Linked DNA regions of Homo sapiens: regions 2, 3, 4, 5 and 6 are each linked to region 1. Evidence: chromatin loops called from intact Hi-C (ENCODE). Cell type or tissue: heart left ventricle. All regions are shown on one strand. Region 1 has its middle 22 kb from the start of NUDT14. Region 2 overlaps JAG2 (jagged canonical Notch ligand 2). Region 3 overlaps BRF1 (BRF1 general transcription factor IIIB subunit). Region 4 overlaps BRF1 (BRF1 general transcription factor IIIB subunit). Region 5 overlaps PACS2 (phosphofurin acidic cluster sorting protein 2). Region 6 overlaps BRF1 (BRF1 general transcription factor IIIB subunit).

What was found. Peaks named below come from ENCODE experiments on the same cell type or tissue, not always from the same donor. Only the 100,000 strongest peaks of a DNase experiment are listed, where the experiment ranks them.
Region 2: a loop joins it to region 1, with 3 times the contacts of the local background. A loop is called at or near these places in 10 of 110 quality-filtered maps.
Region 3: a loop joins it to region 1, with 5 times the contacts of the local background. A loop is called at or near these places in 72 of 110 quality-filtered maps.
Region 4: it touches region 1 in a loop (4-fold over the local background); 25 of 110 quality-filtered maps call a loop at or near these places.
Region 5: a loop joins it to region 1, with 7 times the contacts of the local background. A loop is called at or near these places in 100 of 110 quality-filtered maps.
Region 6: it touches region 1 in a loop (5-fold over the local background); 20 of 110 quality-filtered maps call a loop at or near these places.

The regions. Positions count from the first base shown.
Region 1 is chr14:105,201,043-105,205,042 of GRCh38, forward strand. No RefSeq gene overlaps it. Among named protein-coding and RNA genes, the nearest start is that of NUDT14, 22 kb to the left of the region's middle. In heart left ventricle, CTCF peaks have their summits at 490 (motif pointing right) and 2,110 (motif pointing right); DNase peaks (open chromatin) are centred at 1,085, 2,149 and 3,716; H3K27ac peaks cover 2,569 bases.
Region 2 is chr14:105,151,741-105,155,740 of GRCh38, forward strand. It overlaps JAG2 (jagged canonical Notch ligand 2), which reads right to left. Exons shown (of 26, transcript NM_002226.5): 4 at 3,998-4,000; 5 at 3,822-3,882; 6 at 421-551; 7 at 198-317. Among named protein-coding and RNA genes, the nearest start is that of MIR6765, 2.9 kb to the left of the region's middle. RefSeq lists an enhancer at 3,251-3,849. In heart left ventricle, no CTCF peak of the experiment used is centred here; DNase peaks (open chromatin) are centred at 221, 681, 1,351, 1,791 and 1 weaker place; H3K27ac peaks cover 2,618 bases.
Region 3 is chr14:105,280,106-105,284,105 of GRCh38, forward strand. All of the region lies in intron 2 of BRF1 (BRF1 general transcription factor IIIB subunit), which reads right to left. Among named protein-coding and RNA genes, the nearest start is that of BRF1, 19 kb to the right of the region's middle. RefSeq lists an enhancer at 2,922-3,463. In heart left ventricle, CTCF peaks have their summits at 1,919 (motif pointing left) and 2,124; no DNase peak of the experiment used is centred here.
Region 4 is chr14:105,253,949-105,257,948 of GRCh38, forward strand. BRF1 (BRF1 general transcription factor IIIB subunit) reads right to left here. Exons shown (of 18, transcript NM_001519.4): 4 at 2,570-2,601. Among named protein-coding and RNA genes, the nearest start is that of BTBD6, 7.4 kb to the left of the region's middle. In heart left ventricle, a CTCF peak has its summit at 1,506; no DNase peak of the experiment used is centred here; H3K27ac peaks cover 875 bases.
Region 5 is chr14:105,348,686-105,352,685 of GRCh38, forward strand. PACS2 (phosphofurin acidic cluster sorting protein 2) reads left to right here. Exons shown (of 25, transcript NM_001100913.3): 3 at 3,693-3,782. Among named protein-coding and RNA genes, the nearest start is that of PACS2, 36 kb to the left of the region's middle. In heart left ventricle, CTCF peaks have their summits at 3,743 (motif pointing left) and 3,943; DNase peaks (open chromatin) are centred at 496, 1,506, 2,136, 3,726 and 3 weaker places.
Region 6 is chr14:105,266,498-105,270,497 of GRCh38, forward strand. The region is part of intron 3 of BRF1 (BRF1 general transcription factor IIIB subunit); the gene reads right to left. Among named protein-coding and RNA genes, the nearest start is that of BTBD6, 20 kb to the left of the region's middle. In heart left ventricle, a CTCF peak has its summit at 1,602; a DNase peak (open chromatin) is centred at 1,880.

The sequences.
Region 1 (4,000 bases):
ACGCATTTTCCAGAACCCCACGTGCAGCTGGAGGGAATGCTCCGGTCAGGGATTTGTGGGAGGGGAAGTCCGAAGGGGTGAGGCCTGGAGGGTGGGCTGTGTGGGGATGGCAGCCACTCCCCATCCTCCGGGCGCCGCGGGGGCAGAGCACAGAGACAGAAGCTCGAACATCGTCTCCATGCTGGGTACATGTCTCCCAGCATGTGTGTTCCTGGACCCCAGGCAGGCGAGGCTGTGGCCTGCAGGTGCTGACCCTAGCTCAGCCTCAGCCCACAGTGCCGCCTCCACCTGCCAGGTTCTGTGGCACCTGCAGTCCGGCCCTGCACTGCCGCCCAGGACCCCCACAGCGGCCAACTCAGCTCAATGGGTGGGTGGTCAAGGCTGGAGCAGAGCCATGGGGGCCAGCCCCCGAGGTGTGCTGGCGGCCGGGTTAGGCTGGGGTCATTTTCCCAGGCTCCACCAAGGCGGGTACCTGGCAGACAACGTTATTGTCCACAGGGAGGCAGCAATGACTCAGTCGGGCTGGTGCAGAGGCCCCCGGCCGCAAAGGAAAGGAGGGTCCCCACATCGTCTGGCAGAGTGGGCACTGCCTCCCCTGGGCAGGTGTGACTGGGCCTTCTGCCCGGCCTCCTATCCCAATCTCAGTCCAGCTAGGGCCTCCTGGGCCTCTGTGGTCCCAGCTTTGCTGTTAAGTGGGTACATGTAACGCTCCCTCCCTGCCTGTCAGCGGGCCTGAGCTGCGGGCACTTCCCCAATCGAGGCCCCCCGGACTGCTCAGGAGTGCCCCGACCCCAGCTGTGGCTCCTCCCTGTCCAGGGTGAGCTGGGGTGTCAGTCCTGGGGGCATCAGTGATGGAACAGAGTCGGGTTGAGGTCAGGGTTGGGTCCCCCAGCCTAGCGCCCCTGACTTCACAGTTCCAGCCGTGCTCATTGTGTGGGGACAATGGCTTCCTGAGCCAGGTTCCTCTCCGGGCAGGAAAACCACACAGAACCTCCTCTTTGCCTCCGCCCACGGCCCCTTTGAAGGGCCTGGGCCAGCCTCAGGCACTGACTGCAGCCTTGGGGCCTGCCCCCGGCGCCACCTCTTACCAGCCTAGCCCAGGCCCCGGTCTCCCCAGGGACCTGCCAGTCCTCCAGACACGTAGTACAGGCTGCAGGGACAGTTACTGACGGCCCAGGAAGCCGCCGGCCAGAACCATGCAGGCAGTGGGCTCAACACAGCATCAGAGCTTGGAAGGACGCAGAGTCCTGGGCCCGGACTCCGTACAGGCTGGAGACGGAGGCAACCGACCCCCCTCGGTGCCTCCCAAGAGGCCAGGGTACATCTGCAGGGTGGCTGAGCCCTGTGGGGGCGGACAGCCAAGGGACCCTGGAGGGTGTTGGCCCTGGAGCAGGCGCACCTAGGCTGGAGAGGGCAGAGGGTCCTGGCACTCAAGGCCTGAGAAGGGCCATCTGTCCTCACACAAGACAGGGGACTCGAAGCGGGGCTGCCTCAGGGCGTGTGCATGCCCTGCTTCCCCAGATGGTCCTGGGATGCCCCTGGAGATGCAGAAATTGGGGACCAGTCCTGCAGGGGAAGGCAGGATTGAGGGCTTTCTAGAGTCACAGGTGGCAGGTGGGTCTGGCAGAGCTCTGCACTCTGAGGCCTCCAGCCGTCTGTTCACCTTGCTGGTGAAGGTCTTAGACCCCAGGCAGAGGAGGCTGGGATGTTCAGGCCTGGGGTGTGTCCAGGGCCCCACTAAGGTCTCTGGTGCCAGGACTGGGACAGGGACTGGGATGCTGCAGGGGCAGGTAATCTCCTGAAGCCCCCAAGGCTCAGGGTTACTTTTCCTCCGAGCCTGTCTCCACCGTCTTGGCCAAGGGGTCCTCAGACCCTGAAAGGGAAGGACCGAGGAGGAAGGCGAGAAGGCCTTGCTGTGTGGGGTTGGGGGCCACCAGCCAGGCAGGGCTCCAAGATTCAACAAAGACCTGATACAACAATTAAGAACATAAAGGCATCTTCGTGGCCTCCGGATTCACCAGATGGGGTGCAAGGTGGGCTTCATCACCCGGGAAAAGGCCAAGTGTCCCAAGAACATAAATGTCCGCTTCCAGATGGTGCCGCCCGTGGCCGCCAGGGGGCGGGCCAGCCGAGTCTCCCGGACACACTGGGCAGGCCGGTCCCGCAGGAGCCTGGATCCCGGGTGCCCATCCCTCAGCGGGTCCACGTCAGCCTGCTGTGTCTCGCTACCACCTCCAAGCTCCATGGGAGAACCACAGGGCGGCCCCCACCCACCATCACCCAGCTGTGGGGGCTGGGAAGGGCGTGCTCCACACTCCTTTGCCCGACTCCCTCAAACCAGGGGAGCGGGTGGCAGTCCCTGGTGGCAGACTCAGACTCTAGACAGTGACAAAAGAGCCCCCATTTCTGGCCCCAGGCCCAGCAGCTCCTCATGCAGCAGCCCCTGCCCCACCTGGAACAGGACCAGAGAGCAGCAGCAGGCCTAGAAGAGGGCTTCTGTCAGTGTCTTGGAGGACACTGGGGGACAGACGGTGGAAAGAGGGGCTGGGAGGTGGAGGGAGGGGATGGGGGGGAGGTGAAGGGAGGGGTGGGGGATGGGGAGCAGGAGGCAGAGGGAGGGGTGGGGGCATCCTCAGGGGCTGCCCGGCATCTGCCCTCGCAGAACCTCTCATTCAGTGAGAGACCCTGCAGGTGTCCCTTGCTGCCCCAGTAATGCTCAGCCCAGGCCCAGGATTCCTGACCCACCCTGGCTGGGCTGACCAGGGGCCTGTTTGGCAGAGGGGCAGACGTGGGCAACAGAAGGCACCTGGGGGTTGGGGGAGCCTGGGACTGTCTGCTGTCCCCTATTCCAGGGGCCTGGGCAGTGGGGGGGTCACGCTGGAGTGCTCACCCAGCCTGGCGCTGCCTCACTCCCCGAACTGCCAGGAAGCTCACCTCACTCCCCACTCTGTGGCCGAGGGATGGAGCAGGTGCCAGGTCACACAGCACTGGTGTGGGCTGGGTGACCATCAGGTGCTGGAGTTACCAGACACAAGCCCCCAGACCATCCCTCCCCGCTGCATCTGTGGGGAGTGGCTGCAGGGGCAGGCCTGGTGACTCCTGGGCCCTGTCACAGTGCCCCTGTGAGGAGAAACTACCATGAGCATCCCCAGCCAGGTGCGGTGGCTCACACCTGCAGTTCCAGCTACTCTGGGGGCCGAGGCAGGAGGATCGCTGGAGCCCAGGGATTTAAGGCCAGCCTGGGCAACATAGCATGACTCAATCTCAAAAAGAAATTTAAAAATTAGAAAGATCACCCACAGGCCCACAAGTGTCCGAGGGCTCAGCCACCATGTGGGTGTGGACTGCGGCCAGTTGTCTGCCCCAACCGGGCCCGACACCCTGAGCTGGTCCAGAGGCTCCCGGCCCTCAGCATCTGTGCATCCAGGTGTGGGTCTGGGTACACACGCTCAAGCCCGTGCACATGGTGGTGGGATGGGTGCGAGCAGACGTGTGTGCGGATGAATGTGTGTACGTGTACACGCGTACTGGGTGTGCATGAATAGCGGCCATGTAGGAGGGTGTGGTGTGCATGGAAGGGCACTCACAGGTGTGCACAGGCACACGTACGTAAGGGCATTATGCATTTCTCTGTGGATGGTCACATGCCTGCACACGTGTGCCCCTGAGGCTGCCAGCTCCGTCCTCTCTCTGGCTGGCTGACTCTAGCTCAGCAGCCAGCAGCCAGCAGCCAGCAGCCCACGTGGCCCTCAGCCCCTGCCCTGCCCTCCCCTCTGGCATGCGGGCAAAGGTGACTTGGACTTGGCAGAGGGCAGGAAACTCCAGGAAAGCTCTGTGGCTGCATGAGTGGGCCGAACCCGCCCACTATGCCCCACCTGAAATTGGGCAGGACATGCGCGCTTCCTGCCCACTGGCCCTGAGCGGTATGTGCTGAGCTGGGGTAGGTGGGTGAACAGAGGGGCCTGGCTGGCCTTGGGTCCTGGCCCTTGGTCCCACAAAG
Region 2 (4,000 bases), 49 kb before region 1:
TGTAGAACCGCGGGGAGGGGGCAGAGCTGGCAGCCAGGCCCCCAGCTTTCCACAAGCACTCCTCCCCAAGCCCACAGGTTCCCAAGCTGGGGGTCAGGGGCCCACCACACAGGACGCCAGAGGGATGGGGCCTGACCGGCTCCCCAGGGAACCAGTCCCTGCCTGGCCAGAATTTGGGTGGCCAGCCCCCCACGTACCCTTCTCACAGTTCCTGCCCGAGTAGCCGTCAGGGCAGGTGCAGCGGTACTGGTCAGGCTCGGCGTTGATGCACGTGCCTCCGTTGGTGCAGGGGTGGTGGCTGCCACAGTAGTTCAGGTCTGGGGGCAGGGGTGGGATGCTCAGGGGAAAAGCCGGCCCCCCGCTCCCCCACAACCCACACTTCGATGGCAGAGCATTAGGCCTGCCGCCCCCTACCACTACCTTTGTCACAGAGCAGGCCGCCCCAGTTGGTCTCACAGTTGCACTGCCAGGGCTCCACACAACTGCCATGCACGCAGCCGGGGTAGGGGACACACTCATCGCAGAACCTCCCTTGCCAGCCGTAGCTGCACCTGGGGGAAGGAGGAGGGGCGCAAGACCCAGTGAGCTGTGGTGCCTGAAAGGGTGGCAGGGGAGCCAGGCACAGTCACCCACGCCACACCCAGGGCCGGCGGGCGGCCTCAGGCCTTTGAACTGGAGCAGCCCCAGCCAGGCAGGGGTTGCAGCCCTGCCGGCCAGCCCCACTGTCACGGGCATTCCCGGCCGCTGGCTGCCGACGGTCAGCCCCAGCTGTCCCGTCACTCCTCCCTGAGCTATTTTGGGATTCACCCGTGAGCTGGGCCCCGAGAGCAGGCACCAGGAAAGGAAGGCCCTGCCGGGACCCCGGGGATGAGAATGCCGGCTCGGACTCACAAGGTGCTGCCAGGGCCGGGAGGCACCAGGGGCTGGGTAGGCCAGCGGGCAGCAGGGGAGCACTCCTGGCTCTGCCTCGGCCATGTGGCCCTGGGCACAGCACGTGCCCTCGCCCCCACCTCAAAGGCAGTCATTTCGCTCGCTCCCAGTAAAGTCCCACAAGGTACCCATCTCACAGATGGGGCTACTGAGGCCCACAGGCTGGCCTGGGCCAGCCCTGCCCAGGGTAGTTCCTGATTCTGCAGGAGCTCCAGCTGCACCCCCAGCTGCACCCCCCAGGACACAACCACCAGGACTCGCCCTGCCCCAGGCTATCGGCCAACGTCCTGTCTTGGGAGTCCCCCAGGAGAGGGCAGGTGGCCAGGGTAGAACATGGCCTGACTTGAGGGTGCCTCCGTCAGGGGAGAGAGCCTGCAACGACCCCAAGGCTCAGCAGGCTGCCATCCAGGCCCTGCCGGGACTCCCGGGGGGCCCTTCCTAGAACTCTCCGGTCCTGCAGGACGGGAATGTCATCCAGGCCACGTCACTTCCACACCGGCACCCGCCACACTTTATTTTTGTAAAAGGAAAGAACCACGGCCCTTCCTGAGCCGCCCTCAAGCCACACAGCCAGCACCGAAGGCCTATCAGCCCAGTTCAGCTGCCACAAATGGGGAAACTGAGGCCGGGAAGAACGTGTCTCCAGTATCCAGCCCAGCATGCACAGTGGTCCGCGTGGGTGGCCTCACATCCCGCCTAGAATCCCTCCTCCACAGACACAGAGACCCAGGCTCAGGGCGGGGCTGTGACACACCTTGGGTCATCGGCCAGAGAGCGGCCACAGCCGGGCTCAGAGCCCAGACCTCGTGGGTCCCAAGGGCGTGCTCTCGACCCTGGGCAGGGCAGCCCACACCAGGCCCCCACCTCCTGGTTTCCCCAGCCAGCAGCCCCAGGGCCCTGGAGAGGCGGCGGCAGGAAGGCATGGCCATCTCCGCAGCATCCGGTGGGGGGGCGTCCTGCACTGGAACCTGAGCCGAGGCTGTCAGCAACAGCTGGGCCTCCCCGACAGGGCCAGCAAGAGGGGCAGGCGGAGCTCACCTACTGCCCCCACCCACCAGGCCCCCCAGACTCCGGCTCATCTTCCTGCGGGTAAAGGGCAGGGATGGCCAACTTCTCTGCTGCCTTCCTCCAGCCTTGGTGTGACATTCAAGCTGCCAGCCAGCAGCCATCCAGGGAGGGTGGCACTGCCATCCAGGTTGTGTGATGCACACTGGGCCAGGCGAGGGTGAGTGGGGCCGACTCCCGTAGATCTACATCTACATCTGCCCAGACCAGGTCCACCTTGTTGCACTTTCTGAGCTGACTTGGGACTCGCTCAACCTGCCGGGAATCCCTGTGTGTGCAAGTGACCGGGTGGGCGGCCCCAGCCCTGCTTGCCTCCCCGCTCTGGGACTGGCCGGGAAAGCTCCTCACTGTACCCTCCAGGCCACTCAACCGTGGGGCCTGTGGAAGGGTCACCCACCTCCCCACCTTGGCTCCCAACTCAGCTGGTTCCCAAACTCCCCGACTCCTCTCCAAAACGCCACGCTGTGTGACCCTGGGGAAATCAGTAGGCTCTCTGTGCCCCAGTGTCCTCGTCCCATGGAGGCAAACCCACTCCACAGAGGGAGGTCCTGGGACCCCTGCAATCCAAGGCTGGCTGGAGGGCGGTGCTCACCTCCACCTGCTGTCTCTCCACCCGCTCGCGCCCCTCTCTCGGGCTCCCCAGCTTGCTCACGCACAGTGAGCGCCACGGCTCGAAGCCCGTGCCCACCCCAGACCCTGGGCCCCAGCCCCTCTGGTTGCCCTGCTGACTTCTCTGCTCCACTCTAGGGCAAAGCTGCCAGCCCCCCTGGCTGGATCCCCCACACTCTGGTCTGGGTCCAGAGGCCTCCACCATCTGGACTTGGCTGTAAGACCCCGGACACTCCCTTGTGGAGGCCCTTGCTGACTCCTCATCCATCCGCCCTGACCTGTGGCAGCCGGGACTTGCTCCTTGGCCTCCCTCCTCTCTGCCTTCCCCACTTTCCCGTCACCGCCTGAATGCCACCCCCCACAGGCCCCGCGTGGCGCAGGCCAGGCCTCTCCCACGAGCTTTCTGGGTGTCTCCAGGGACAGGGCAGGCATCGCCTCTCCACATCCAGCTAACCCCGGCCCCGCCTGCTCCTCTGTGGCATTCCTCCTGCCACCATGGCTCTGCTACTCAGCAGCTTGGGGTTCTCCCTGACTCCACACCCTTCCTGCTTGATCAAATCCATCCACAAACCCCTGGGCTCCACCCCAGGATGTCTGCAGGACCCGTGCGCCTCTCCCCCTTCCACTGACCCCCTCCCCATCCCGCTGGCCCCTCCCCCACCACCCCCACATGCCCCACAGCGGCCTCCCCCTCACAGCCTCCCGTCTGGTGCTTCCCCACTCAACAGCTACCACAGCCCTTCCACCCACCTTGCCCAGCTACAAACCTGCCAGCAGCCCCTTCCTCTGTCCCTGGTCCTGCAGGCCTCAGCTCCCACCACTGGTCTGCTCTGCCGCCCCTCGCCTGCTGGTGTCACTTGCCGGCCGCTCGCCGCCCACCCCCTCCCCATGGGCAGGGTTACCGTGTCCTCTGCCCATGCCCCATCTCTGGGTGGCTTGCAGCCTCCGGGTCTCTGCCCCTCGGTGACGTGACTGTCCAGCCAGCCTCCCCAGTCTCTCCTCACTGTCCTCACATGGCTGCCGCCATCAGACACATCCCATGCTCAGACACGCACCTACTGCACTAAGGAGCCTCCCGAGCTCAGGGCCCGGCTCTCACAGCTGTGTGCCCAACCTCCAGCCAGCTCCGGGCGACTCCTGACAGCAAGGCTGTGTGTGCCAGTGAGGACGTGAGGGCAAAGGTTGGGAGGGCAAAGACGGGCCGGCGGCACACTCACCTGCACTCCCCAGGCACGGTGCATCCCCCGTGGAGCAAATTACACCCTTGTTTACACACAGCTGCGAACAGAGAGGAGCGAGAGGCACAGCTGCAGCCAGCCTGGCCGCAAGGCCTGTGCCCGGGGCCCTGCCCGAGGCCCTCCCTGCCCTCCACGCAGCCCAGCGGCCCCCTCACCTT
Region 3 (4,000 bases), 79 kb after region 1:
GCAGCTTCACTCATAATCGCCCAAGCCCAGATTCCCTTCAGCAAGCAGGTGAAAGGATAAATCAACTGTGGCGCACCTAGGCGGTGGAATATTACTCACCACTAAAGAGAAAGAGGCCACAGGCTGTGCAGAGACCTGGAGGACAGTTAAATGCCCATGGCTGAGTGACAGGCTGCACAGAGAAAGGATGCACAGTGTGCAACTCCAGCTCTACGACCACATGACCAAGCGCCGGTGAAAAGATCAATGGTTGCTGGAGGCTGGGGAAGGAGGGATGAATGGGTGGAGCTCAGGGGATCTTTAGGACTCTGAAAGCACTCTGTATGAAACTGTAACAGTGGTTACCCGTCACTACGCATTCATCTAAACCCATAGAACACGCACCGCCCAGCGTGAGCCTGGGTGTGTGGTGGAAGCTGCGTGATCCTGAGCCCAGGTGTGCAGATACAGCCTGAATGATCCTGAGCCCGCGTGCGCAGGTGGAGGCTGCATGATCCTGAGCCCGCGTGTGCAGGTGGAGGCTGTGTGATCCTGAGCCTGCGTGTGCAGGTGGAGGCTGCATGATCCTGAGCCCGGCTGTGCGGTGAAGGCTGCGTGATCCTGAGTCCGGGTGTGCGGATACAGCCCGCGTGACCCTGAGCCCGGGTGTGCGGATATAGCCCACGTGACCCTGAGCCTGGGTGTGCAGGTGGAGGCTGCATAATCTTGAGCCCAGGTGTGCAGGTGGAGGCTGCATGACCCTGAGCCCGGGTGTGTGGATACAGCCCACGTGACCCTGAGCCCAGGTGTGCGGATACAGCCTGCGTGACCCTGAGCCCAGGTGTGTGGACAGAGCCTGCGTGACCCTGAGCCCAGGTGTGTGGACAGAGCCTGCGTGACCCTGAGCCCGGGTGTGTGGATACAGCCTGCGTGACCCTGAGCCCAGGTGTGTGGATACAGCCTGCGTGACCCTGAGCCCAGGTGTGCGGATACAGCCTGCGTGACCCTGAGCCCAGGTGTGTGGATACAGCCTGCGTGACCCTGAGCCCGGGTGTGTGGATACAGGCTGCGTGATCCTGAGCCCAGGTGTGCAGGTGGAGGCCGTGTGATCCTGAGCCCGGGTGTGTGGATACAGCCTGCGTGATCCTGAGCCCGGGTGTGTGGATACAGCCTGCGTGACCCTGAGCCCGGGTGTGTGGATACAGCCTGTGTGATCCTGAGCCCGGGTGTGTGGATACAGCCTGCGTGATCCTGAGCCCAGGTGTGCGGATACAGCCTGTGTGACCCTGAGCCCGGGTGTGTGGATACAGGCTGCGTGATCCTGAGCCCAGGTGTGAGGTGGAGGCCGTGTGATCCTGAGCCCGGGTGTGTGGATACAGCCTGCGTGACCCTGAGCCCAGGTGTGCGGATACAGCCTGCGTGACCCTGAGCCCGGGTGTGTGGACAGAGCCTGCGTGATCCTGAGCCCGGGTGTGTGGACAGAGCCTGCGTGATCCTGATGAGTCGATGTGGGGCGGCTGACTGCAGCTCGTGCACCACAGTGGAGGGGGGCACTGACGGGGTCAGGGGAAGCTGTGTGGTGGGAGGTGCTCAGAGTCTACAGGAACTCTCTGCCGATCCATTTTGCTGTGAACCTAAAATGCTCTAAAAATTACAAGTCTTTTTTTTTTTTTTAAATTCCTTTCTATATGATTCCCACTGTATGAAGCAGAAAACCAAGTGAAGCCAGTGGGCAGCAGGTGCTTTCTGAGCTGCTGCAGGCCTGACTCATGTGGATTTGTCAGGTGGTTCATGGAAGGTCAGCACATTTCATGCACTTTACTATGCGTGCTATACTAGGAAAAACAGACCAAGAGAACAGAAAAAGAATTTCCCTGAGAAACGCGTCCCAAACGAAAGGCTCATCAGGTCAATGAAGAGAGCCCCACCTAGCGGCATTTCAGAACCGTCGCTTCAGAACATCAAAGAAATCATCCCAAAAGGCCTGAGATTTTAAAAACAGAGATCAAAACACACTGGCATTCAACGTCTCTTGCTGGTGGACCCGGAGCAGATGCTCCCCACATTCCATGGGGTGCCTGTCTCAACCCCTTGGCAACCATCCCAGGGGGAAGGGGCAGGAGTTTCTCTCTCCCAGACCCTTTCTCTAAATACAGTCTCAGCGTGTCCCCAGCAAACCAAAGGAGGGGCCTGTGACCTCGCAGGGTGCACGGAGGCAAGCAGAGGAGACAGAGTCCTCGCAGAACATGACTGTCGCTGCGGGCAGGAAGGGTGGCCCGTGAGTTTATTTCCATCTTTGCAGTTTTCTAAGAAAGGCAATCAAGACTTCACCAAAACAGTAACAGTCGGAAGCTACATTCACAGATTTCCACCAAACCTGGCAGGCTGGGTGGCGGGCGGGAGTGGAGGCCGTGGGCCAAGCTTGCAGCGGGACCAGGGCTGATATGAAAACTTCAACCAAGGCGGTATGGGGAGAACAAAGGAGAATAAACAAAATTTAAACAAACATAACCCATGATAAATCAATCAATCAAAATAAAGGGTTTTTTAAAAGTAAGATAAATACAGCCAGGTGTAGTGGCTCACACCTCTAATTCAAGCACTTTGGGAGGCCAAGGCGGGTGGATCACCTGAGGTCAGGAGTTCGAGATAAGCCTGGCCAACATGGCAAAACCACGTCTCTACTAAAAATACAAAAATTAGCCGGGCGTGATGGTGGGCACTTGTAACTCCAGCTACTCGGGAGGCTGAGGCAGGAGAGTAGCTTGAACCCAGGAGGCGGAGGTTGCAGTGAGCCCAGATCGCGCCACTGCACTCCAGCCTGGGTGACAGAGCGAGACTCCATCTCAAAAAACAAACAAACAAACAAAAGGTAAGATAAATACGAAATACAAAATAAGAGGCAGGAAGAGCCCAAAGCATCAGAAATGTGCCAGTTATAATGGGCCAAAATCCCCTCTTGTGTCTCCAGAAGTATTTGAAAAATACGTTAGGATCTGCCTCACAGACATGCTCCCAGGACACTCGACAGCAAGGAGGTACGGCGGGCCCAGCCAGCCAAGGCAGAGGAGGACATCACTGCCACAGCAGGGGGCCTGACTGGCAGCAAAAGGGACGACTCCGGCGAAAAGTCAGCAGGAAACAGGACAGGGGCTGGACCAATGGCCTCCCTCAGCCCCACACCCCACCCAGGCAGGAGCGGTGCCTGGCCCGGGGCAGGCGGGTGGGAGAGCTCACTGAGTGGGCAGCAGGGCATGGCCCCTGATGCTGCAGGTACCCAGGCTGCAGCTGCAGAACCTCAGGTGGGAACCCAGGTACAAAGATCAGCATAGGGTCCCCCAGAACCACCCATCCCCAGTAAGACTCAAGAGGGGTGGGGGCCCCGCAGCTTCCCCCACACAGTGAGTGGGGTCCACGGGGCCTCCTGGGCCTGCAGGTCACAACCTTCACTGACACTCACCCCTAATTAGGGAGCATGTATGTTCCAATTTTCATTTCTTTCTTGAACCAAAGGTATTTAAAAGGCTTTTGAAAAGGTAAGATGAGCCATTTCTCTTTCTCTGTTGTTGGTTTCCAATCCTATTGCAATGCACGCGTCTGCACCGACACTACTCTTTGCAATTTGTATAGGTCTGAGGCACGACCAACTCTAGTAAAGATACCGCGAGTTTTTGGGAAAATACAGACTACATTCTCTGTGGAGAACAAAGCTCTTCACATGGAGAAAATCTTGAAGTCAGTAGAAGAAAAAAAGGAGATAGCCTAGTGGCACCACAAGCAATGGGCAGAGCTGGGCCCCAACCCAGGCAGCCTGAGGTCAGGAGGGCCCCTGGGCAGCGCAGCCCCAGCCCCCACCTGGAGGAACTGTAAACGTGTGTGCCAGGAAGCCCTGAAACAGACAAAACAAAAAACTGACAAAACTGTGGGTAGGACAGGACGGATCCAGTCACTGTGCCAGGTCTTCATGCACACTCTCGGTGGCAGACACAGAGAACCAGCCAGTGGAGAGGAAGAGGGATGT
Region 4 (4,000 bases), 53 kb after region 1:
ATACAGTGTGTCTAGGTGTGACTCACGCATGTCATGTATGAGTGCCCCAGCCCCTGTGCTGGGTTCCTGCCAGGCCCCTGCATCTTGATCGTCCTGATCCCACCATCTCTCTTTAAGCCACAGCAGAACCATGATCTGCTGCTGGCCTCTGCCTGCCCACCTCAAACTCCACACCCCCCAACCTTGTGTCCCAGAGACACAGGGATCAATGAGACCTGAACACTGCAAGTGAGGAATCTCCAAAGGGCCTTTACATGGAAACTCACGTTTAAAAAGCCATGTGTGCAAAACGCGTGCAGTTTTTTTGTTTTAGTTTGTTTGTTTTTGAGACGGAGTCTTGCTCTGTCGCCCAGGCTGGAGTGCAGTGGTGCAATCTCTGCTCACTGCAAGCTCTGCCTCCCGGGTTCACGTCATTCTCCTGCCTCAGCCTCCTGAGTAGTCAGGACTACAGGCGCCCACCACCACGCCCAGCTAATTTTTTTGTGTTTTTAGTAGAGATGGAGTTTCACCGCGTTAGACAGGATGGTCTCGATCTCCAGACCTCCTGATCTGCCCGCCTCGGCCTCCCAAAGTGCTGGGATTACAGGAGTGAGCCACCGCACCTGGCCGCAGTTTTTTGTTTGTTTTCTTGAGACAGAGTTTCACTCTTGTTGCCCAGGCTGGAGTGCAATGGCGCAATCGTGACTCACTGCAACCTCCACCTCAAGGGTTCAAGCGATTCTCCTGTCTCACCCTCCTAAGTAGCTGGGATTATAGGCATCCGCCACAACGCTCAGCTAATTTTTGTATTTTTAGTAGAGACGGGGTTTCACCATGTTGGCCAGGCTGGTCTTGAACTCCTGACCTCAGGTGATCTGCCTGCCTCAGCCTCCCAAAGTGCGGGGATTACAGGTGTGAGCCACCGCGCCCGGCCTAAATACATGCAGTTCTTTACAGAGTTGCTACCATGTATGAGGACCATTTATTGGAAATTCTCTTGCTAACAGTCTAACTGTGGCTGCTCCTTGAGGGCAGGTCAGGGTGGGGCACAGCCAGCTGCCCCCCCCATCTCTCTTCCTGGGCAGCAGGTGGATTCTGCCTGCAGACTGCCCTCGTGGGTGTCTGATGAGCTGTGTGCCCAGGCCAGTGAACAACCTGGGTCTGCCCTAAGGCAGGGATCAAGAGGGAGACTCCATGAGCTCGCCATGGGACCATCTGAGTCCCCAGGAGCCTGACCACTTCCGGAGCAGCTGCCCTGGCCCTGGCCCTCATACTCATCTTCCCTGGGAAGTCGTGGGGTTGGAACCAGGGTCATGTGGTTTTGCCCTGCACTGAGCAGAGAGCATCTGAAATGTGGACTTGCTGGATTATCACAATTCCAGCAGACTATTTTTAGCTTGACCACAAAATGTTTCAGCAGTAGCTTCTGAGTTGCCATTTATAAAGACAGCTGGGAGGACAAGGACCCCAGATGCCACCTGACACGGGCAGAAGCCTAACTGTGGGCTGCTGCCAAAGGCGGAAAGCCCTTGAGGACCAGAGGTGGCAGCACAGCCTGTGGGTGCCCAGAACCCCTGTGGGCACCTGGATCTGGACAGAGCTCCCTTTGAGGAGTGAAATCTACATGAATTCTGCACTGTGGTCACAACTGTTTTCAATATTTCTGAGTCCTCAGCAGCATGGTCACCAAGGACCTGTGGTGCAGCCCCCAGCACCGTCCCTGCAGAGCCTCGGTGCCCCCACCCTGTATCCTGTCTGCACAGGGGTCCCTGGGGTTGGTCTTTCCACTCTGTCACTTTGTTCAGTCATGTGGAAAGAGAGATGTAACTGAAAGTGCTTTCTGTGGTACCCAGAAAGTGAGTGTCTCCAAACAGACTGTAATATAAGATTTTTCTACAATTTAAAATGCATGCAAGAGGCCAGGTATGGTTGTTCATGCCTGTGACCCCAGTACTTAGGGAGGCCTTGGTGGGAGGGTTGCTTGAGCTCAGGAGTTCAAGAGCAGCCTGGGCAACATAGCAAGACCCCGTCTCTACTAAAAATACAAAATAGCCGAGCATGGTGGTGGGCACCTGTGGTCCCAGCTACTTGGGAGGCTGAGGTGGGAGGATTGCTTGAGCCCAGGAGGCAGAGGTTGCAGTAAGCTGAGATCACGCCACTGCACTCCAGCCTGGGTGACAGAGCGAGACTCCATCTCATAAATAAATAAATAAATAAAATGCAAGGTCAAAAGAAATAATCTCCTATACCAAACTAGGTACTCACAAAAAAATTTTTTAATTGAAAATAATCTCCTTTGTGTAGGACAAAAGTTCACTGTTCACCCAGGCCTAGCTAACACCCAACCGTGCCCAGCATTGGCAGGTGCCCTCCTGCCATGGAGACCCACACTCCCACAAGTCTCGGACTGTGACCCCCATGTCATGAAGGCCCCTCATCCTACAGACCAAAACTTCCTGACTGGGCAGGCAGCACAGACCGGCCACTGAGATGCGTGGAGGCACCTGGGGTACACCCCGGTCACAACCCTGGTCACAACCCCCAGGTCACAACCCCAGGTGGGGAAAGATGCAGGACGGAGGCTGTCTACCTGGAGCAGGTCGCTGAGGTCCAGGAGCATGTCTGCAGCAGGAGTCAAGGATCCTGTCGAGTGGCTGCAAGCTCAGGTTACTCGCCCACCTTCAAATGGGCAGGACCGCAGGACTGCACCTGCAGGGAGCTGGAGTCGCCCCTCCAAATATAAGCTCCACCTTTGATCAGGAAGGAAAGGTGGTATGGAAGCGAGGCGCGGCACGCTCAGGCCTCACCAGAACCTCCCAGCCCCAGGCACAAGTGAGACTTCTGTGAACCCAGTACCAGGACAAGGGACTGCAAGGAACCTGGAGCCGGGTCGGGGGAACCAGAAACGGTGGGGGCTTCCATCTGATCCTGGAGAAAGCGTGCACCCCCACACACCCGCCTGCCCAGTCAGGTGCCCACCATATGGTGGATCTGCTGCCCACACACAGCACAGAAGAGACAGTGGCACTCATGCTCCATCCCAAGGGCACTTGCTGAGCACCTATCAGGCGTCAGGCAGGCAGTCCTCCCGAGAGACAGAAAACTAGACCTGGGGCCCCCTTGGTGAGTGGTGAGCCTGCAGGCGCCACTGGGGGCTGCGCTCGAGAGACAGGTGTGGGGACCCCGCACAGGACCTGTCTTCGCTCAGATGAACAAACAGGACCAAGAATGTGTCCTAAGTGATTCAAAACTCACATGGATACATAAGTTATCAAACACAAGTCACTGGTTAATACACTCTGCCAGACAGCTGAAGTGCACATCTCCCATGGGCCCACTGTAGCTTCGAGAAGTCACTAAGGACACCTCCTGGAGCTGGATCAGGAGTCCAGAGCAGGGGTCCAAAGGAAGATCCCCGGGACCAGAGCAGCAAAGCCCCACCACGCAAGAACCTCGCAAGCAATCAGATGGTTAGGACGCCAGCCCACTCATCCACGCCCTGGGCTGGAGGCCCCTGACCTCTCTTGCAACTCCATGCAGAACAGCAAGGCCTCCCACCCTAAGAAGGTGCCAGGGCTGGGTACAGGGGCATTCCGACACAGAGCAGAACCCCCAGGACGGCTGGGACGTGAGCGGTGAGGCCCGTGAACAAAGGTGCATCTGAAGGCAGGCAGTCCCAGAGGGCCGAGACAACGGGCAGGACCGACTGCAGCACAGCCAACAGCCTCACAAGAGGCACTATGAGAAGACCGGCGGCAGGGGTGGGGCCAGTGACATCAAAGGAAACCAAAGGAAAGCAGTAAGAACTACCTGGGGAAACGCCCGTGACAGCCAACACACACCAACGGGAAAAGTGAACGAGGCCAGAAGGCTACACCCTGTGTGACTCCAAGCATACACCTTCCGGAAAAGGCAAAACTATGGAGACAGCATTAGGTCAGTGGCCACCAAGGGCTGGGGAAAGGCAGGGTGGGTGGGCCGAGAGGAGGGTTCCAGGACGCTGCAGCTCTGCACCACTCCG
Region 5 (4,000 bases), 150 kb after region 1:
AGCGGGCAGCCCATGCCATCTCCGGGAGCCCGGGGGGCTGGGAATGACAGGATGCTCCTGGGTCCAGTCCTGTCCCGCACAAGGGAGGCAGGCCCGGCCTTCTGGGATGTGGAGGTCACATGCATGGGGCCTTCCCAGGGCAGAGCTGCCCTCGAGTCACCTCACAGTGATGGACGGGCCCCAAGCACCTGGAGCCAGGGCTTCCCTGCTGCACTCAGCACCCACTTCCTGCCCACTTTTTGTGGGGTGGAGGGCGTCGGTGGGAGAGGGGAGCAGGGCACTCTGGGAGGCGAGGGCCTAGCCAGAACTCCCAGCCCCTGGTGCCAGGGCCTCTCTCCTGACCCTAGTGGGTCCTGTGACCTCTCGAAGGCTTTGAACAAGTAGCGGTTCCAGAGGGGTCATGCTGGTGTCTTCCCCATGCCTGGCCCAGGCCCCGCCCCCTCCTTGGGGTAGAGCTGCCATGACCCTTGCAGCATGGCCTTTGCCCAGTGGCCCAGACAGGGAGGTGTCCCCGCCAACTGTCAGGGCCACCCCTGCCCTTTCAGGGTCATACGGTTCCAGGTGTGTGGCCTGTATAGGGCCACCGCCAGCGGGCTCTCCCTAGCCGGCACCACTCATGGGCAAGTCTCACCCATGTCCTCAGCATACAGGAGTGTCCTTCTGTGTGGCCGTCCAGCGTGACAGGGTGGGGTCTCAGTGGCTGTTGTGCTCCTGACCCCAGCCCATCAGCTCCTCGAGGATGGGGCCCTGCCCTTGGAGCCCATGTCCAAGGCCCCACACAGGTCCCTGCAGCTGGCCGGATTCTTGACACCTGCTGTGGCTCTGACACGGGGTCTCCGGGTCTCCCCGACCTGCAGAGTAGCACCTGAGCCTCGGCCAGTGTGGCTGAGGTCACCAGCCAAGCACTGGGTCTTGAGTGCGAGGAGGCCTGAGGCTTGTTGTCTGTCCCAGTCAATTGCCACTATGTGAAACCTACTGCATCTTAAATAAACGTCTGGAGAAACCCTTTTCCTCGCTGAACATGCTCGTGGATTAGCAGCAGCCTACATCTGCGGCGTGTGCTGGTGGCCAGGTTCCCCGGGTGGTGGGGCCTTGCCCCAGGAACTTCCAGGAGCGTGTGGCTAATAGCAGGACCCCAAGAACTTCCAGGAGTGCGTGGCTAATGCAGGACCCGGAGAACTTCCAGGAGAGCGTGGCTAATAGCAGGACCCCGAGAACTTCCAGGAGAGCGTGGCTAATGCAGGACCCCGAGAACTTCCAGGAGAGCGTGGCTAATAGCAGGACCCCGAGAACTTCCGGGAGCGCGTGGCTAATAGCAGGACCCCGAGAACTTCCGGGAGCGCGTGGCTAATAGCAGGACCCCAAGAACTTCCAGGAGTGCGTGGCTGATAGCAGGATGGAAGCGTCTCTCCGCCTGTCCTGCCCATGGGTGTGGCCATGCCCAGGGTGCCCAGTACCTGCTGCAGTCTGGCTGCGGGTCGTCCCTGGGGAACAGGGAGCTCTCTGTGGGCCATTGCCACCAGGCCGTGAGGCTGTGTCTGGACCTCTTGGCTTGGGGGGCAGGGGTCAGGGTCTCATTGGGTCTTCAGAGCAATGCAGAAAGGCATGAAGGCAAGAGTCGACCCCTCACTGACTTCTGAGTCTGGTGCTGTTGACCTCTAACCTCTGGCATGGGGCCCCACCCCACACTGACCCTGTTCCTTGGCCCCATTCCTTCCTCTGCCTGTCTCTGGTCCTGCCCCAGCCTGTGTCTTGACCGAGAGCTTGGCCCCAGGGCCCCTCAGAGCCCCACCTCTCCAGCCCCTCTGTGTAGCGCATGGACTGGCTGCCCATGCCCTCCCTGCCCACCCCAGCTCAGCAGCCACGTGGCCCTTGGCCTCCCTTGATCACCCCAGCTCCTCATCTGCTTCTCTTGGGGTGTCCTCTCCGCCCAGGCCCCCTGTGGGGGAAGCAGCCAGCCTGGCCCCGCAGCCCCACCTGCCCCTCAGCCTTCTCTGGCGTGCACCTTCGCCTCACTGGCTGGTGGCACACACTGTCCTTTTCCCGACACAGCTGGGTCCCTGCAGGTCCTCTGAGGGGGGAATGCTAAGAGGGACCCGACGCAGAGCACATTTGCAGGGAAACATCTCTGAAGGGTCAAGGGGAGGAGCAGGGAGAGTCCAGACCACAACGCAGGGGCAGCTGGGGAGAGGAGAGGGGACAGGAGGGCTGGCCGAGGAGAGCCGCGCTGCCTCTTGCCACGCTGCACGTGAGGCCCCAGCACAAGGGGAGGACCAGAGTCCGCCATGGACGTCTCATGGAGCCCGAGTACGGCCATGCGGGCCGCCCGCACCTGTCCTGAGGCCCCGCTGCTCCCACCCGAACCTGGGCTGGCCCCGGGCTCCCGTTGTCTGTCCTGGACCCCCGCCCGCCCTCCAGCCACCTGGCACCTCTCATCCACTGTGTCCCGCGCGCCGGCCTCCGGGAACCTTGTGCCTGGGACCCCGCAGCGGCTGCTTGTTTCTCGGGGCACGAGGTCCCCAAGCTCATCCTTGTTGGGATGGTCCCATTTAAAACAGCACTGCGATAAGCACGTTCAATCCATTAGGAATCTATTTTGATATAAAGTTTGCGGTTGGGGTCCTGTTGTCTTTCACGCAAATGACTCGTTATCCATTTAGCAGGTGCGTGTGATGTCTCCTGCTGGCCTGAAGCTCACTGGGTATGAACTGTGTTTTCAGGTGCTCATGCATTTCCTGCACCTACATCTAGGCTTCTACTACCCTCATTTTTGTGACAGCATCTCCGTATTTTAAGTATTGTATCTCTGTATGTTTTACTTTCTGAGAGGACCAGTCAGGCCTGATCATTCTTCTTTTTAGAAAATGCTTTAGGCCAGGTGCAGTGGCTCATGCCTAATCCCAGCACTGTGGGAGGCCGAGGAGGGTGGATTGCTTGAACTCAGGAGTTGGAGACCAGTCTGGGCAACATGACTAATCCTTGTCTCTTAACAAAATACAAAAATTATTGTATATTTTTTTGTGGTGGTACATGCCTGTAGTCCCAGGTGCTAGGGAGGCTGAGGCTGGAGGATTGCCTGAGCCTAGGAGGTCAAGGCTGTAGTGAGTTGAGATCGAGCCACTGCCCCACAGCCTGGGTGACAGAGACCCTGTCTCAAAAAATAAAAACAAAAAATAAAAAAATGCTTTAAGCCAAGCATGGAGGCACATGCCTGTAAGGCTGAGCTACTTAGGAGGCTGAGGCAGGAGGATTGCTTGAGCCCGGGAGCTCAAGTCCAGCCTGAGCAACACAGCGAGACCTGTCTCTCAAAACCAAAACCAGAAGAGGCTTGGTGCCTCCAGATTTGTTCTGCCAGACAGACTTGGGCAGCGCAGTCAGGTGCTGCTGCACCTGGCCGTGGAATCTGTTTTGTGATCGCGTTAACTTCAGCAGGAGCCGCTCCTGGTTTCTCTCTCATGTCTTAGGGCAGATTCCTGGAGGTGGAACCTGTGGGCCGAAGGGTCTCCATGTTTTTAAGGTTCTTGGGAAAGATGCCAGGGCACCTCTGAGAATTACCCCAGCCTGTGCCTACCACCCCCAGACTGCAGGGCTGCAATCCTGCCAGTTTTAGAGTGCAGGAGTCACGGTGTCTTTGCCTGGTTTCCTGCTGATATGCAGTCCTTTGAGCTAGAACAGGTCTTGCTTAATCACAGGGCTCCAAACGAATCCTGCGGTCCCATGAGATTGTGCTGCCCCCCAGTGGACAAGTGGAGACAGACCTGGCCCTGACCTTCTCCTTGCAGGTGAGTCTTTCACCAGTGGTGACGACACCCTCATCACTGTCCCCTGGGGAGACGGGCCCCCCTCATCACTGTCCCCTGGGGAGACGGGCCCCCCTCATCACTGTCCCCTGGGGTGATGGGCCCCCCTCATCAGTGTCCCCTGGGGAGACGGGCACGCCTCATCACCGTCCCCTGGGGAGACGGGCACCCCTCATCACCGTCCCCTGGGGCGACGGGCC
Region 6 (4,000 bases), 65 kb after region 1:
AAATACATTGGTGTTTGATAAAATTCAGTATTTTTCATGACAAAAACTCTTGGAAAATTAGAAAGCAAGGTAACATCCTCAAGCTGATAAAGAGTCCTATACACAAAAGTCTACCGCAGATACATAGAGCGAAGGGCAGAAAACACCCCTCCCAGGACAGGAGAGAGCCAGGCACATCTCCCTCCCCAGGACCATGCTGAGTCCTCGGCATACAAAAGGCAGGACAAACAGATGAGAGGTGTGTGGGTTAGAAAGGAAGAACCAAGGCTGGGCGGGGGGTTCACACCTAGAATCCCAGCACTTTGGGAGACTGAGGGAGGCAGATCACTTGAGCTCAGAAGTTTGAGACCAGCTTGGACAATACAGCAAAACCCCGTCGCCACAAAAAGTACAAAAATTAGCCAGGGGTGGTGGTGTATGCCTGTAGTCCAGCTACACGGGAGGCTGAGGTGGGAGGATCGCTTGAGCCTGGGAGGCAGAAGCTGCAGTGAGCCAAGACTGCGCCACTGCACTCCAGCCTGGGTGATCAAGTGAGATCCTGTCTCATGAAAAAAATGAAAAGAAAGAAGCAGAACTGGCATTATGAGCAGCAGACACAGTTGTGTGCATTAAAGGAGAGACTCCAAAACTCAAACAGTAAGATCGACAATTGAATTTGGTAGGAATGATGTATTAATAATGTCAACATACAAAACTCAGCTAAACCTCTGCTACGCCAGCAACAAGACACCACCGACAAGGGGCCCACATGGGCCCACGCTGGGTGTGCCGGTGTTTCCAGGTCAGCCTTTCGGAAGTCTGAAATGGCAACTTTTTTTTTTTTTTGAGACGGGGCTCACTCTATTGCCTAGGCTGGAGTGTAGTGGTGCGATCATGGCTCACTGCAGCCTCGACCTCCTGGGTTCAAGCGATCCTCCCACCTCAGCCTCCCCAGTAGGTGAGACCACAGGTACACACCACCAGCTGGATTTTTTTTTTTGTTTTCTTTTTCTTTTGTAGAGACGGGGTTTCACCATGTTGCCCAAGCTGGTCTCAAACTCCTGGACTCAAGCAATCCTCCTGCCTGGGCCTCCCAAAGTGATGGGATTTACAGGCGTGAGCCACTGTGCCTGACCTGAAATGCCAACGTCTTCATGCCTAATGATGTGTGCACCATTTGATTCCCTCATCAGCCATCCTAATACCTTCTTCTGACCACTTAAACTGTTATAAATGCCCTGTCCTTGAGAAGGCAGCAGAGGGAGAGGAGCAGGAACAAGGGGGCCTGGTGGCAGAAGGAGGTGCTGGCCAGAACAGGGGGGCAGAGAAGTGTGGGCTCTGAAAGCCCATCCCAGACCCCAGAATGGAATAAGCTGAATGCACATGGCCCCTGCTGACCTGAACGGACGGTTCTGCAGCCTGAGAGAGGAGCTGGGTCTGAAGGGAGTGTGGCGGCTGGCGGCAGAGGCCTTGCTCCCACGCGTGGCCAGGCACGCCATGGAGGCTGAGGCTGGCAGGCCATGGAAGCTGGGCATGCTCTTTGCAGACCTACGTGGGGACAGGTGATGGCACCATCCACAGTGCTGGCCCCAGGGCTCTGACGCCCTCTAGGGCTCACCAGCCTGTCACCATCCCAAGATGCCCTCTCACATGCAGGCCTAGGGCAGCCTGGCTGGACAGGAACAAATGTCAAAGACCCACAAACCAGCTGTGGGCAAAAGCTGCAATAACAAGTCGAGACACACAGCCAGGAAAAGCACACTGGCCACAAACTACCTGCTCGACAATGGCAGAGGTGCTCATTCCAGCTGAGTCTCTGCCCGGCATGTCCAGGTCCCGTGTCTCAGCCCTGCTGCCCACGCAGCCTCCCTGGGCTGGGAGCCAGGAGCAGACTCAGGCCTAGGGTCAGCCGGGCCTTGCCAGACTCAGTGGGACTCAGCAGCACCCCGTTCCTCCTCCAGGAATCCGGGACTGGCTGTGTCAGCCACCAGGCTACGGGGCCAAGAGAGGAGGTGTGTGTGCACAGCCCCCGGCACTTTCGGGGTGATAGTGGACACACCTGAGGATCGGGCAACAATGAAGGGTGGGCAGAAGGAGGAATAAGCTTGGATGTTCTTAAATCAAGCCCTTGTTCCTTCTGAGAGAGGATTTCTTGTATCCAGCCCTGGGCTCAGGGCACTGGTCCCACCCATGGGCTGGACGATACGATAGGAGGATCCTGGGGGGCCTCTCCTGGGGTGGGGGCCATGCACCCCACAACGTAAGCTCACTGCACAGGACCCTCCACGTCCTGCTGACGGCAGGGTGGAGGTGGGGTGGTGGGTGCTGTTGCGCCCTGGCTAAAGGTGGCGAGTCCAGAAGGTGACGGGAGCTGTGCAGGCAGCAGGGCTGGGCCAAGCAGCCCTGTCTCGGAGAAGAGAGCCTGGCTGCACACACCCTCTCCTGGGTGGATTTTCTGTGGAAGGGAAGTGGGTGGAGCTATTGAGGAAACTGAGGCAGCACATGAGCCCAGCCAGCCAGCTGGGGCTGCAGGAGGCGAGGACAGTGGCCAGAGCCAATGCAGGTCAGCAGGGAGGGAGAAGGCACAGGGGCAGGAGAAAACAAGGAGGGCGGTGAGAGACGGAGACGTGTCCAGGATGGGTCTGGGGGCTCTGGCTGGCAGGCCTAGGGCACGGTGCTGCCCGCAACCTGAAGGGAGGGCAGAGCGGGACATGCTACACCTGGCCTGACCCACTTCCCTCTAAAGTGCCGGCAAAGCAGGGGTGGGCTGGGAAGTGAGGGCTACAGCTACCCGAGACCAGCCCGAAGCATCCTCTGAGGATGCTGAAGGGAGCCCCACCAGGCCACCAGCAGCCAGAGGGGATAGAGTGCGGCCTCCCGTGAGCACAGTCCTGTTCCAAGCTGTCTTGTCCTTAGCAGCTTTATAAGGTACAAGTTTGTGCCACAAACCTGCCTGTTCACAGTGCACCGGGCAGTGGGTTTTCGTAAATCCCCAGAGCTGAGCAACCACCACCAGGATCTAATTTTAGAATGCGTGGGGGACACGGGGTGGCTTCCTGGATGCTGCCACTGTGAGCACTGTGCGTGAGCCTCGGTGGGGACACAGGTACTCTTTTCCCTTGGGCACACACTTAGTAGGAGGATCGCTGGAGCGTGTGGGAACTTTGTGGCTAAAGGTGGTCCTGCCAGACTCAGAGGCAGCCCCGGCAGTGCCACAGGACTGCTCTCCGTCCTGCCTGTCATCACCCCATGAAGGCCCATGTCCCAGGGCATCTGTCCCCCCCACAGGAGGCCCAGTGAGGCAGCAGCATGGACGTGGTTCCACCCCACCTTGCTGACGCTGGGGTCCCAGTGCCGGCCTGCACCCTAGGCCCTGCTCCACAGCAGTCCCCACACAGCTCCTACAAACACAAGGGAGGCAGGGCCATGGGCTGACCCTGGGCTCTGCTCAGCTTCTCGCTCAGGACCTTGGTCTGCTTCTAAGAGAGCAGGATCGGAGCAGGCCTCTCAGTGGGACCCCAGGGTGGAGCCGGGGCAAGCAGACAGCAGGCGGGGCGGGCAGGGACGCGGGCGTGGGCTCTGTCTCTCGCCCTGCAGTGGGCTGCCTGGGCACTCTGCATCATCCCTGTCCCTAAAGGCACACGTGTGCTTTAAACACTTTTACGCAGAAATGACAAATTTCAAAATGTTGAAAGGACTTTTTTTTTTTTTTTTTGAGACGGAGTCTCACTCTGTAGCCCAGGCTGGAGTGCAGTGGCGCGATCTCGGCTCACTGCAAGCTCCGCCTCCCGGGTTCCCGCCATTCTCCTGCCTCAGCCTCCCGAGTAGCTGGGACTACAGGAGCCTGCCACCACGCCCGGCTAATTTTTTTTGTATTTTTAGTACAGACGGGGTTTCATGGTGTTAGACAGGATGGTCTCGATCTCCTGACCTCGTGATCCGCCCACCTAGGCCTCCCAAAGTGCTGGGATTACAGGCGTGAGCCACCATGCCCAGCCCAAATTTCAAAATGTTAAAAGGA